Linked DNA regions of Homo sapiens: region 2 is linked to region 1. Evidence: chromatin loops called from intact Hi-C (ENCODE). Cell type or tissue: HepG2. All regions are shown on one strand. Links, peaks and the distances in the headings refer to the core of each region. The heading gives the core; the rest is flanking DNA. Region 1 overlaps HOMER2 (homer scaffold protein 2). Region 2 overlaps HOMER2 (homer scaffold protein 2).

What was found. A loop is a pair of places that touch in the nucleus more often than their neighbours do. Peaks named below come from ENCODE experiments on the same cell type or tissue, not always from the same donor. Only the 100,000 strongest peaks of a DNase experiment are listed, where the experiment ranks them.
Region 2: a loop joins it to region 1, with 2.7 times the contacts of the local background. A loop is called at or near these places in 5 of 110 quality-filtered maps.

The regions. Positions count from the first base shown.
Region 1 is chr15:82,855,438-82,858,349 of GRCh38, reverse strand. The region is part of intron 5 of HOMER2 (homer scaffold protein 2); the gene reads left to right. Among named protein-coding and RNA genes, the nearest start is that of WHAMM, 47 kb to the right of the region's middle. In HepG2, for the core only: no CTCF peak of the experiment used is centred there; a DNase peak (open chromatin) is centred at 1,649.
Region 2 is chr15:82,918,186-82,921,097 of GRCh38, reverse strand. All of the region lies in intron 1 of HOMER2 (homer scaffold protein 2), which reads left to right. It overlaps LOC105370928 (a long non-coding RNA gene), which reads right to left. Exons shown (of 5, transcript XR_007064741.1): 4 at 1,681-1,795. Among named protein-coding and RNA genes, the nearest start is that of HOMER2, 33 kb to the left of the region's middle. In HepG2, for the core only: no CTCF peak of the experiment used is centred there; a DNase peak (open chromatin) is centred at 1,637.

The sequences.
Region 1 (2,912 bases), core at 311-2,810:
CCACCACACTCCAGCTTGGATGACAGAGTGAGACTCTTGTCTCAAAAAAAAGAAAAAAAAAAGAATTTTGAACATCTGAGAAACGCATGTGAAAACATAAACTATTAAAATATGAAATCACACAAAACTCAGTCACCTATATACAAAAAAGTCATGTGGAATATATATTTGAAGAAGAGATCCTTTACAGTATGAACTAGAACCATAAACTACATAGAAATAAACTTAAATATACAAGATCTATGTGAAGCAAACTTTAAAATGATTTCAAGGTTTATAAAATAATTGTTTAATAAATAGCCATTCTGTTGGGAAGTGGCAAAAAGCCTTGATATTTTAAAAGTATCAGTTTCTCCTAAATTGATCTATAAATGTAACACAATCCCCATAATGATATCAGTAAGATTTTAATTTACTGCATGAGCGGTGCTTATGATTTTGTATCTTGAGAATGTGGAGCATTCCCCACAGGCTGGGCTGAGCTTCGTGGTTTAGGGCGGTCCCATGAGCACACTCAGGGCTTTCTGCTGGCCAGGGGTAGGGGTTCAGCAGGCTTTCCCCAGTCTCCCTCAGACCGAGAAGCCCCCCTCCTCAGAGTTGCCCATTTAAGATCTGTATTGGCTGGGCGTGGTGGCACATGCCTGTAATCCCAATGCTTTGGGAGGCCGAGGTGGCTGGATCACTTGAGGTCAGGAGTTCGAGACCAGCCTGGGCAACACGGTGAAACCCCATCTCTACTAAAAATACAAAAATTGGCCGGGCACGGTGATACATGCCTGTAATCCCAGCTACTCAGGAGGCTGAGGCAGGAGAATTACTTGAACCCGGGAGGCGGAGGTTGCAGTGAGCCAAGATCACGCCACTGCACTCCAGCCGGGTCGACAGAGCAAGACTCTGTCTCAAAAAAAAAAAAAAAAAAAAAAAAAAGCTGTATCATCTTAGAAGCTGTCTTAGCTCAGGCTGCTATAACAAAATACCACAAACTGGGTGGCTTAAACAACAAACCTTTACTTCTCACAGTTCTGGAGGCTAGAAAGTCCAAGATTAAGGCACTGGCAGATTTGGTGTCTGGTGAGGGCCTGCTTCCTGGTTCATAGACCACAGTCTTCTCCCTGTGTCTTCACAGGTGGGGAGAGGAGGTGAGCTCTCTGAGGACTCTTGTAAAGACCTGGATCCCATTCATAAAGATTTCATCCTCACGCCCTCACCTAATCCTAGTTACCTCTCAACACCCGCCCCCCCGCCTCCTAAGACCATCACATTAGGGGTAGGGTTTCAACGTATGAATTTAGGGAGGTCTCAAGCATTGGGTCCATAAGAGAAGCTGTCATTTTGAACTTCCCCCCATTTTACAGATGAGGAAACTGAATTCCAAGTGACAAAGTGACTCCTTGCCCAAGGTCACATGGCTAGTAAACCTTCCATCACCTCACATGGCCCGTGTTCCACTCAAGGCTGCACTCACAGTCTCTTCAGGAGCCTACCAGAGGCAGCCTGTCCCCTTCCACAGCCAGAGCCGCCACAGAGTTGGCCCCCAGCTCTCCAACTCAGCTGGCCCGGCTGTGATCTGACCTAGGAATTCCAGAAAGCACATGTGACCCTTAGATCCAACCCCCTGCCTTTGGACTGTGACTCTTTGTCAGGTACTTCAAAGGACAGAACTGTGACCAGTCTCTTTTCTTACTCATCAGACAATTGTGAGAGCTTTATTTATTTATTTATTTATTTGTTTTTTGAGGCAGAGTCTCTGTGATCCCAGCTGTAGTGCAGTGGTGTCATCATAGCTTACTACAGCCTTGAACTCCTGGGCTCGACTGATCCCCCCGCCTCAGCCTCCCAAGTAGCTGGGACCACAGGTGCACGCTACCACACCTGGCTGATTTTTATTTTTATTTTTGTAGAGATGAGGTCTTGCTATGTTGCCCAGGCTGGTCCCAAACTCCTGGGCTTATCAAGTTATCCTCCCTTCTTGGCCTCCCAAAGTGCTGGGATTATAGGTGTGAGCCACCACACCCAACTGAGAGCTGTTTTTGGTTGTTTAAGTCACAGTGGGCTGCCTGGGTGAAAATGTTTCACCCCTAAAAATAAATGTTTTCAAATCTGAGTTTAATGAGCAAGTGAGGTACTACAAGAATGGGCAGGAAGCTATTTCCCTAAATTAGCTTAAATTGTCAGTCATCAACTCTAGAATTCACCAGATAATAACATTTTATTATTTCTTCAGTCAGTGGTGTTTGAAAGTGAAAGTACATATTTTCCAAGTCCTCGAGGTCCTTGAGGTTGTGGGATAAAAGATAACACAGATCTATTCAGACACACCATTGTATTTACTTAAAAAAATTAGGAAGAGCCTTTAGAAAGAGGACTTAGCCAGGCGGAAACCTCCCCATGGGCTTGTCACGTGCAGCTCTGCCCTGTCACCTCCAGTCACATTCAGCGCCACAGATGTGTGGGCTCCTAGCAAGGAAATTGAAGGAGGGTCAGAAGAGAACAATGAGGGGAACCTGATTCCAGTTTGGTTTTGTTTTAAACGTCCTCCTCACCAAGCATGTAGAATCAGATGAAACATGAGGCCTTTGTGGTGACAGCAGAGGTGTCCCTCAGATTCCTGGTCTCCTCACACCCCGGGGGGATATGGGCCAGCCAGAGCTCCCTCCAGACCCCTGTTGTGCCCCCAGGGCACTGATTCCTGGTCACTCTCTCCTGTCTCCAAGCCCTAGGCCCTCAGATCTGGATTCCTTCAAAGGCTCTGAGAAGGCACAGGTTACAGTGGGACCATTATTCCCCGGAGCCAAGCTGTTGGCTTCTTGCTTGTTTAAACCCAGCGTCCTGGAGGTCCGTCCATGGCTTTCATACGATTCTTGAAGGTCACCCGGTCCACCCATGAAACTCCTTTCAGGAGGAAGCAGGGC
Region 2 (2,912 bases), core at 226-2,725, 63 kb before region 1:
GTCTTGAACTCCTGACCTCAGGTGATCTGCCCACCTTGGCCTCCCAAAGTGCTGGGATTACAAGTGTGAGCCACCATGCCCGTCTGAAAATCATTTTTTTTAAGCCATTTAAAACAATTGTTTTAAGCTGAGTGCTGTGGTAGTCGCAGCTCCTAGGGAGGCTGAAGTAAGAGGATTGCTTGAGCCCAAGAATTTGAATCTAGCCTGGGCAACATAGTAAGACTTTGTGTCTTAAAAAAAAAAAAAAAAAAGATTGTTTTACCCCCAGAGTGGTAGGCTAAAAAATGTCTCCCATAGATATATCAGATGCTCATTTCTGAACCTACGTTACCGTATATGTTAAAGGGTCTTTGCAGATATGATAAGTTAAGGACTTTGAGATGGGGAGGTTATCCTGCATTATCCAGGGCCCAGTGTAATCACAAGTGTTCTGAAGAGAGTAGCAGAGGGAGATTTTACTACACACAGAATAGAGAAGAGGATGTGAGGATCTCTGCAGAGAGCTTTGAAGATGCTTTGCTGCAGGCTTTGAAGATGGAGGAGGAGGCCATGAGCCAAGGAACGCAGCTCTAGAAGCTGGGAAAGGTGGGGCAATGGATGCTTCCTTAGAGCTTCCAACCCTAGAGCCTCTGGAGGCAGCATGGCCCTGGCGACACCTTGGTTTCAGCCCAGTCAACTGACTGCGGATTTCTGCCCTCCAGAGCTGTGAGAAAATAAATTCCTGTCATGTAAGCCCCCAAGTTTGTGGGAATTTGGTACAGCAGCCCTAGGATACATCCAGCCAAAACCAATCAAGTATAAGGGGGAAAGTAAAGGCCATTCCTGATGTGCAAGGACTTAAAGTTGACCTCCCGCTCATCTTGAGGATCTACAACAGCAAAACAATGGCGAAGACTATGAAGGAGGTCATGATGTGGGGAAGTGGGCAAAAAGAATTGATGGCTCCTGGGAGTCTGGTGAAAAGAACTTCTGGACAGATGGCTATGAATGGGCCTCAGAAGCATTCACTCCAAATTACAGGTGGAAGTTACTGGCTCCAAGAATAATATCTTGAGGACAGAGACTGGAGCAGATTCCAGACAATGGACAGAGTGAACAAGCTGGAATATACTAGGGTTATGGGAAGACGGGCTGTGTTTCTTTCCTCGATAGAGAAGGCAATAGGAAAACATCACAAAAATTAAAAATTATCACAAGCATGTCATGTTTCAAATATGAAGTGCACGAAAGATACCGCCTGCTTTTGAACAACTGGGAGAGTGCTAGAAAGGAGAAGCTTCTCTCTGACCTTGATACTAGGAATGTTTTCCTGTGAGTAGCACTCTGCTGTTGACATTGGAACTGTACAGAAAGAACTATAATCCTGGCACATTTTTTGCCTCTGCAGGGAACAATATTTATATAGTCATAAGAATGTTCTTTTTTAAAAGGGTTACATAGTACTCTATTGTGTTAATTTATTGACTTGATTCTTCCTGGTACTGGACGTTCCAATTAATTTCTGGTTGACCTTTTTGTAAATAATGCTCAAACCTGAGGTCAGTTTGATCTGTGAAGCCTCTTTGTTGGGAGAGTTGGATAATTGGATTATTATACTAGTAATGTATGATTATGTATGAGAAGGGACTCCACATGCAACAATGATGACTGAATTCTGCAGGGAGGTGGTTGATGGCTTACCTAATGACTCTCCCTCACTGGGCTGAGCTGTTTGTGCTGGGCGTCTGGCCAACAGGCCAACCTGTCCTTGATCCTGTATGGACGAGCAACCCGTTGTGACTTCCCTGAGTAAGGCCTGAAGGCAGAGAGAGGTGTTGGGTAGAGCAGGCATGTTAACTTACATGTCTGGTATAAATGGGAGAGACCTGAGCTTGTTTTTGCCAACAGAAGAGATCCAGAAGCACAGAGGGGCTATTGGTGTAATCTAGGTCAGTGTTTCCCAATCTTTTTAGTGTCACGGACACATGGAAAATATGTTTACAGCACCTAGGCAAATGGACAAAACAGTGCCCAGCCCTGGGACTCCTGTGGCCCAGGCCCTGCTCTGCACCCTGAGGGTTGAGATCCCCTTCTCAGCAGGCTACTTCTTCCCAGGACAAGTGACATCTTTGTACAAATTAGAAAAAAACGCTTCTTTAAGACACCTTCTGGAAATCTGTGATCTGCCAGGCAGTTGATGTAATGAGTCTGCGTGTCTTTCATGATTGACACTCAGAGTTGTGCCCTGCACAGCCATTTACGGGGCCGAGTTCAACACACCTGTGGCCCATTGGAGGACACTACTAGGTAGGAGGCTGACAGCCTGGGCTGCTGAGGAGAGGACAGCGAGGGAGATGTTCCTGCTGTGTGCTGGGTGTGAGATTCCCAGGTTTCTGCCATAGTGACAGATCCAGTGGTGTGAGTCACTGAAATAGGGGTGCAGGGAGAACAGCAGCAGGGAGGTAAGGTGCAAGCATGGGGTTCAGGAGAGACACCTGGGCTGGAGGTACACATTCAGGTGTCATCACATAGACATGTCCTCAAAGCTGTGGAGGTGAGTGTGGAGGGGAAACCCCATGGAGAAGAACTAAGGGAATGAGCCCCCACCAGACCACCCAGCCTCACCTGCTGAGGTGGGGCCTGATACTCAAGTAGGACACGGAAATGAGGCCCTGGTAGGAGAGAAATCTGAGCACTGTGGTATCCTGTCCCGTGGGCACTGTCCCAACATGATCACACTGTCCTGAGAATAGCATCTGCCTGCTCTAGAGGATCCCTGGCAAAGACCTCTGGCTGTGACACCTGAACCCCAGAGCACCGTGGCCTGAGTATCTGTACCCTCAGGTGCTGGAGTTTCTGCACCCAGTACTCATCCTGAGTCACTGCCAGTGAGTGCTGTCCGGGAGGGATGGCGTCTATATATCTCTGTGTCC